Linked DNA regions of Homo sapiens: regions 2 and 3 are each linked to region 1. A link is a loop called in an ENCODE intact Hi-C map of the cell type or tissue named here. Cell type or tissue: CD4-positive, alpha-beta T cell. All regions are shown on one strand.

Region 1 (2,500 bases):
TATTTTAATGAGCTTAAAACATTGTGATTCTGACTTTAATGATGTACTCGATTGTAATTAAAGCAGTTATAAAGATGAGACAGTCGTGGCTGAATGTTCCCAACTCTATGTGCTCTTCACCCTAGGAGGACAGGGACTCAGAGGTAACAACTCGGATACTGTTAACATTTACATCATCAGAATTCATTTCACTAAATTGCCGTCCTCTCTGTAGTTTTTTAATAAAGCAAGCTGAAGTTATTTTCAAACAGTAGCTTAGAAGTCTAGCAGTTCCACTGAACATAGTCCAGTGGAATAATCAGATGTAGTAATAGATTCTTCCAAGAGCATTTATGAAGGATTCCAAATAGGAATGTTTACAGGTTCTTCTCTTTGTTTACCAAGTACAGAGGAAGCTTTGCTTATGCTGATACCAGGTGGCAAAACTAACATTCCAGGTTAGGCCGAAACCAAATTCAATCTTACTCTTTCTATACACGGTGGGGCATAAGTTTCTAAAGGTAGTTAGGTTTTACAGTGCCAAAAGAAAAACTTAGAATTTTTGTCTTGAAATGATAGGGAACCCCTGAAGACTTCTAAAAATGAAAGGAGGGAAGATAGAGCTGGTGGTGAGATGTGAATTGATTGTGAAGCAAGGAAACCTCTCTAGAGAGACTCATGAGGTAGGTGAGAGGAAGGAGCGTGTCTGAAGCAGGGTGTGAGCAGCGGGAGAGGAATGGGCAGGACATACCTGTCCCCCTGTGAAATGAACAGGTATGATGTCTGAATCAGACAGATGGGTAGAGAGGGAAAAACATTCTGAGGATTCAAAGCTAAGTGCTGGCTATCAGTTTAGCTCAAGCAGGAGATCTGGAGAGGGAGCCAAGTAGGAGAGAAGCTTCCTCATTAAATGTACTGTGTATTGTCTAAACCAATGGCCGCAACCTAATTTCTGTGCATGCCTCTGACCTGCTTATTCAGCAAGTGAGAGAATGCAGCGATGAATATGGACACCACACCACAGTCTCACATTTTTACAAGGTGCTTTTGGAAACCTGAATGGAGATTTGACTTTTTTTTTTTAGTTGCTTCCATGGCAACCCTCCCCATGAAAACAGGCGCAGTCTGCAGAGGCCTGTTCTTTTCTGTTGATGTTTGTCACTACCACATGGGGTCAGGTTTGTTCTTTCTCCCTCCCCAAAAATATTTGCTAGCTCTGTGGAAAAACTGCTGTTGCCCTAAACAGTTTACCTGCATCTGTACCCCGCTGTTCCTGTGCCAAGGTGACTAGGGACCTTCTGTGTGGCTTTGGCATCCCTCAGTTTCCAGATATAAAGCAGAGGACAGGTTCCCTCTACTCTCAAATTCCCATGGGCATGGCTGGGGATAGGAGAGCAGGCAGAGTCCCTCTTCAAGGACACTCACCAGCTCCTAACCCAACATCTCTAACCAGTCATGTAGTCTTGTGGCTTATAGTACGAACTTTAGTTTCTGAATCTTTGAAAGATCTTAAGCTTTTGATACTTGAAAATGAGACTCTGAGGCTCATAAACATTTCTTCAGGGTTTTTTCTCTGCCATGGGCTTACAAGTTGATTTTGAAACTCCGAAGTTGAACATTCATTCTTTTCTTCCTCTCTTGCATTCCTGCCCCATGCTGAAAACTCAGCGAGTAAAGAAGGTTCAGCAGGTGTGTGTGGCAGGTTTTCCAAAGTGGGTTACTACAATCTCTCCCATCCCACAGGTTTTCTTGCAGTGTGAGATTGACATTCCTCCTAGTTATGTTACCAGTGGTGTTGATAGCCCTTCCTCTTGAATCTGGGTGGAACTTTGTGGCAGCCCTGACCAGCAAAATACAATGGAAGTGATGCTCTGTGACTTCCAAGACTAGGTTTTAAAACTGCCATGCCCTTCTGCCTGCTCATTAGGGATGCTTGTGCTAGGAACCCAGCCACCATGCTGTGAGGAGCCCAGGCCACATGGGGAAGCCTTGCATAGGTGTTCCAACCAGAGCCCCAGCTGAGGCCCCAATTAAAAGGCAACGTCAGCCACCAGTCATGAGACTGAGGAAGCCTTTATGAAGACTTCAGCAGTCAGTCACCTTCCAACCATAGCTACATGAGAGACCATGGGTGACAACCACCTAGCCAAGCCCAGTCAACCTCCAGAATGACAAGAGATAATAATAAAATGATTATTGCTATTTTAATCCACCAAGTTTAGAGTCACAATAGAGAACCAACAGGGTTTTTCTGTTATCTGTTAATGCATAACAGCCTACCACAAAACTTATTAACTTAAAATAACCATTTGTCCTACATTATGGTTTTGTGGACCAGGAGTTCAGGAAGGTCTTGGTTAGGTGGGTCCTTTCTAATCCATATATCCATATAGTGTCAGCTGTGGTGGGTGAAGATGCAGGATGCTTCCTCAGTCACATATTTGGAGCCTTGGTACTCTTTGTGGTCTCTCCTCTCTTCCCCTCCCTCTCCATGTGTCCCACCCTCTGGGCCTCTCTACAT
Region 2 (2,500 bases), 96 kb after region 1:
AGTTTTGTGAGAACATTCTTGTTCTAGTGCCCAGGTAAGGGGGAAAGAGTATCTGGCAGCCCCAGAAATTTTAGAGTGTGGTTGTTAGAAGGCAGCGAGACCTAGAAAGCAAATAAACAAAAACAAGTTCTTAACTCTAAAGAGTTATGCTGTATGTTAGGATATTGTCTTTTATTTATTCTGAAAAAGAAAACATGAAATCATTGAATATAATGAGGACAAAAGGTTTCATTTTTATTTTTATACATTTAGTATTTCTTAATCATGTGACAGCTGTGAGGGGTAAATTACTTCCGTTTCAAATTGCAGCTTGGGATGATTTAATGAGCCCACTTTACATTTATTTGAAAACAAGCTTTTAGTTTAACTGTTAATTATGGGGTTTTTTTGTTGTAGTTGTTGTTTTACCCAAACCTCGGAAGATACTAAGATCTTTCCCATGCCTTTCCTGTTCTTTAATTTCTTCACATTTATTCATTTGAAGGTAAAAATGTAGTTAAGTAGGCCTGATCTCACATATCCTCATGCATCATTTATTTTCCTGTTATCAGTTTTTCTCCGAACAATAGAATTTCAAGATCCCTCTCATTTTAAATATCAAATACTAGTTACCTAAGTGATTGATTATTAAATGTTTAGAATTTTTTTTCCATTTCTTCCTTCACTCAGCCTGCACTGTGTCCCCGTTAGTGAGGCTTAACGGTGGGGCAGAAGCGGTGCTTCCATCCCACATGTGTGTAGGTGGTGGAGCAGCAGAGGTTGCCGAGCCTGATTTTCATCGCCTGCACCTCTCTCATCTCAAAGGGATCCAGGAGGTGCACGTGTGTGTGCCAGTGGGAAAGCCCTGGGGCCCTAGGCCACCACCTGACCTTTGCCTGATTCGTGAGCACAGATGCCATTTTAGGGCCGAGACTCTGCTGAACCACAGCTTGGTGAGTCCAAGCCACACAGGCAGGTTGAAGTTGGGCTCTGTTAACAGAAAGGGATATTTCCTCAGGGGAAGAAAACAAAACAAAACCTGTTTCCCCAAGTGGCTGTGTGTGGCTAGAAGGGGGAGAGCATCAGTAACTGCAGCAGCTGTGCCCTCCCTCCCTGCCGTGAGCCATGCTGAGCGCCTCCAGCGGCCGGGGATTCTCCCTGCGTGTCTCACTGCTCTCCTGGCCAGTGTCCTCTGCTTCTTCATAGTTGCTCTTCCCCGATAACGTGGCTTTGCCCAGGGGTTTGGCTTGCCATGACCCCTTCTACATCTTATCAAACATTTCAGTTTTTTTTTCAAGCTCTGTTTGATAATACCCTGAGAATATAATTAGTGGTAGCCCTTTATTGTAAGCAATCAGCTTCTGTTTCTTCCATGATTTTTTCTTTTTAAATTGACATCAGACTGGATAAGGCCAGATACCAGAACATGAGTGTGTCTGATGATCCTAGCTCAGTTATTGCAACGACTTTTTTGTTGCTGACCTGCCTATGAAAGACTGCCAGGGTGGGTGGGTCGTCACATGCTATCTAGGGAAGCCCCCTCTGCAAGGCTGTGTCCCTCAGGAGGGGCCAGTGAGCATGGCACAGGCTTGGACAGCCCAGCATAGACCACTCAGAGTTAAGCATATACTGACTGAGTTTACTCCACCTCTCCTAATTGTGTAGGTAAGGAGCCTAAGTAATTTACAGAAGGTAATCTTAAGAGGAAACCAAGGAGGAGCTCTCTTTCTGGGAGGCTGATGGTTTTTATTTGGTTTCCTTCTTGTCTTGCTGGTTCTTTGTGTCTGTGACTTTGACATTGGCATCAGCTCCTCAAGCTTCCCCTGGTGTCCTTACCCTGGAGAGATGCCTCTGCTAGGTCTTATATAATGAATTATAAAAACTATTATTGAATTTCTCTGGGTTAGGCACTGTGATTGGTGGTGAGAGCATAAGGTGACTAAAACAGATGAAACACCTATGTCCTAGGGTTTATGTTCATGGGAGAAGTAGACATTAAAGAAATAGCTGTACCACAACAGTGGAAAGTGTTCAGGGCACTGTGGCCTCCCAGACAAAGTGACATCTGAGCTGAGACTGGCAGGGTGGTAGACCTACTTGCTCAGAGGAGGTAGGGGACAGGAAGGAGGCAGAGAGAATACAGCCTGACTTGCATGGTGTATTAGTTCTTACAGTGCCATAAAGAACTGCCCAAGACAGGATAATTTATAAAGAAAAGAGGTTTAATTGACTCACAGTTTCTCAGGGCTAGGGAGGCCTCAGAAAACTTAAAATTATGGCTGAAGGGGAAGCAAACATGTCCCTCTTCACACGGCAGCAGGAAGGAGGAAGTGCCAAGCAAAGAGGGAAAAAGCCCCTTAAAAAACCGTCAGATCTCATGAGAACTCACTCAATATCACAAGAACAACATGGAGGTAACCGCCCCCCATGCTTCAATTACCTGCCACGGGGTCCCTCCCACAACATGTGGGGATTATGGGAACTACAATTCAAGATGAGATTTGGGTGGGGACACAGCCAA
Region 3 (2,500 bases), 330 kb after region 1:
TGACATCCCAAAGTGCTGGGATTATAGGTGTGAACCACCATGCCAAGCTGTGCATAATTTTCATATCTTGCCTTATTGTACTGGTTAGGACTTCAATTACAATGTTGAATAGGAGTGCAGAGTAGACATCCCTTTTTTTGTTCTCAGTCTTAAGGAGAAAAACATTCGGCCTTTCATAATTAAGTGTTATATTAACTCTAGATTTTTAGTAGATAACCTTTACAAGTTTGAAGAAGCCTCCTTCTATTCTTTTCATAAATGGATGTGAATTTTGTCAAATACTTTTCCTGCATCAATTGATATGACCATGTGGTTTTTCCTGTTGAGACTATTAATATGGTAAATTAGCTTCACTGATTTTTGAGTACTGAGTCAACCTTACAGTTCTGGGATAAACCCTCTTGGTCATGATGTTTTATCCTTTCTATACATTGCTGAATTAAATTTGCTAGTATTTTGTTGAGGAGTTTTGTGCCTACGTCTGTGAAGGATATTGGATTGTAGTTTTCTTGTACTGTCCTTTTTTTGTTTGTCGGTCTTTTACTGTCTGTGTCATTTAGATTCAGTAATTTCTATTGATTTATCACTATTTCCTCTGTCATCTCCGTTTCCCTATTGAACCCATCAGGTGAATATTTTATTTTGATTGTTGTATTTTTCACTTCAAAAATTTCCATTCATTTCCTCTCTATATCTTCCATTTCTTTCCTGATATATATCCTTCCATTCATTCACCCTTACTTTCAAAGCATGGTTATAAAACTTGCCTTAAAGTTTTTTCTGTGAACCCTAATGTCTGTATCATCTAGGTGTTGGCATCACTTGATTTTTTTTTCTCTTGCAAGTGGAGATATTCCTGGTTCTTTCTGTGCCTAGTAATTTTGCATTGTATCCTGCACATTTTCAATATTATGCTGTCAGATCCTGGGCATTATTTAAGTCATAAGGAGAATGTTGATGTTTTTCTTTAACAGTCAACTGCCCTAGTTAGGGTCAGGTTGCAAGTTCTGATCTGCATTGTGTGGGCTGTAGTTCCAATGTCAGTTCAGGTTTCACACATTTCCAGTTCAATTTGGGTCTTTGTGTCTGCCACCCAGTGGCCAATCTGGGGCCTAAGCGGTAGTCTATCTTGTAGCTCAGTTCTCAATGCCTGTGATGTGCCAGTTAGGGTCAGCTTCACACATGCGCAGTTTAGAGGCAAGCAGACAGCGCTCATACAAAACTTTAGGGGATCTCACTTGATCTCCATCTTCTTTGCAATAACTTTATCACTTTTCTGGCTCCCTGGGGTCTGTCTTACCAGTTCTTCAGTTAGAAAGCTGGGGTTTTAGTTTCCTGGTTTAGTTCTGCTGTTTACTTCTCCCAGCTGCATTCCGCATCCTGGTCCAAGCAGCCAGAGGACACAGAGAAAATAAAAGCAATGGGGATTTGCTCCATGCTTCTGGGACCAAAGCAACTCTGTTCAGAACAAAGTGTTCATCTCCCTCTGAGCTTAAAGTGCCTTCCCACAGCCTGGGTGACAGAGTGAGGCCCTGTCTCTAAAATAAATAGATCATTAAATAAATTAATTTAATTAAATGCCTTCCAAAAGACTACTGCCATTGCAATGCTGCTGACGCCAATGCTACTGCCATACTATTCCCTGAAGACTGGGGTAGAAGAGAAGGGAAATAAAGCAAAGAATACTGTATGTGGGATTTTCCCATTCTCTCTGACCCTTAGAATCCCCCTTTCCCACTCCAAACTTTATTAGGGCAGGGATTTTTTTTTAAAGCAGCTTCAATTTGTTTCTTCCAATACTTTTCTTTTTCATTGTGGTAAAATATATGTAACATGAAAATTGATCATTTTAACCATTTTAAGTGTACAATTCCTTAGGCCAGAGACAGAACTCTTATCTTGGAACTTTCTATTCATTTTCGGTGTGCACTTCTGGGTTTCAGGCTGCCTTTGAGTATAAGCAAAGAGATGCCAAGTGGGGAATTTCGTGCGCATCTGTGTGAAGAAACCACCAAACAGACTTTGTGTGAGCAACAAGGCTGTTTCTTTCACCTGGGTGCAGGTGGGCTGAGTCCGAAAAGAGAGTCAGCGAAGGGAGATAGGGGTGGGGCCATTTTATAGGATTTGGGTAGGTAAAGGGAAATTACAGTCAAAGGGGACTTGTTCTCTGGCAGGCAGGTGTGGGGGTCACAAGGTGCTCAGTAGGGGAGCTTTTGAGCCAGGATGAGCCAGGAGAAGGAATTTCACAAGATAATGTCATCAGTTAAGGCAGGAACAGGCCATTTTCACTTCTTTTGTGGTGGAATGTCATCAGTTAAGGCAGGAACTGGCCATCTGGATGTGTACGTGCAGGTCACAGGGGATATGATGGCTTAGCTTGGGCTCAGAGGCCTGACATTCCTGTCTTCTTATATTAATACGAAAAATAAAACTAGATAGCAGTAAAATGTTGAGATGGTGAAAATTTTGGGGGGTGGTATGGAGAGATAATGGGCGATGT

Evidence for each region. Peaks named below come from ENCODE experiments on the same cell type or tissue, not always from the same donor. Only the 100,000 strongest peaks of a DNase experiment are listed, where the experiment ranks them.
Region 2: it touches region 1 in a loop (3-fold over the local background); 15 of 110 quality-filtered maps call a loop at or near these places.
Region 3: it touches region 1 in a loop (6-fold over the local background); 17 of 110 quality-filtered maps call a loop at or near these places.

What each region holds. Positions count from the first base shown.
Region 1 is chr18:35,025,458-35,027,957 of GRCh38, forward strand. It overlaps a transcript of MAPRE2 not described here. Among named protein-coding and RNA genes, the nearest start is that of MAPRE2, 15 kb to the right of the region's middle. In CD4-positive, alpha-beta T cell, a CTCF peak has its summit at 1,146; DNase peaks (open chromatin) are centred at 1,124 and 1,984; H3K27ac peaks cover 530 bases.
Region 2 is chr18:35,121,938-35,124,437 of GRCh38, forward strand. All of the region lies in intron 4 of MAPRE2 (microtubule associated protein RP/EB family member 2), which reads left to right. Among named protein-coding and RNA genes, the nearest start is that of MAPRE2, 82 kb to the left of the region's middle. In CD4-positive, alpha-beta T cell, no CTCF peak of the experiment used is centred here; a DNase peak (open chromatin) is centred at 1,104.
Region 3 is chr18:35,354,155-35,356,654 of GRCh38, forward strand. No RefSeq gene overlaps it. Among named protein-coding and RNA genes, the nearest start is that of ZNF24, 11 kb to the left of the region's middle. RefSeq lists enhancers at 849-1,369, 2,022-2,500 and a silencer at 1,011-1,190. In CD4-positive, alpha-beta T cell, a CTCF peak has its summit at 1,106 (motif pointing left); a DNase peak (open chromatin) is centred at 1,127.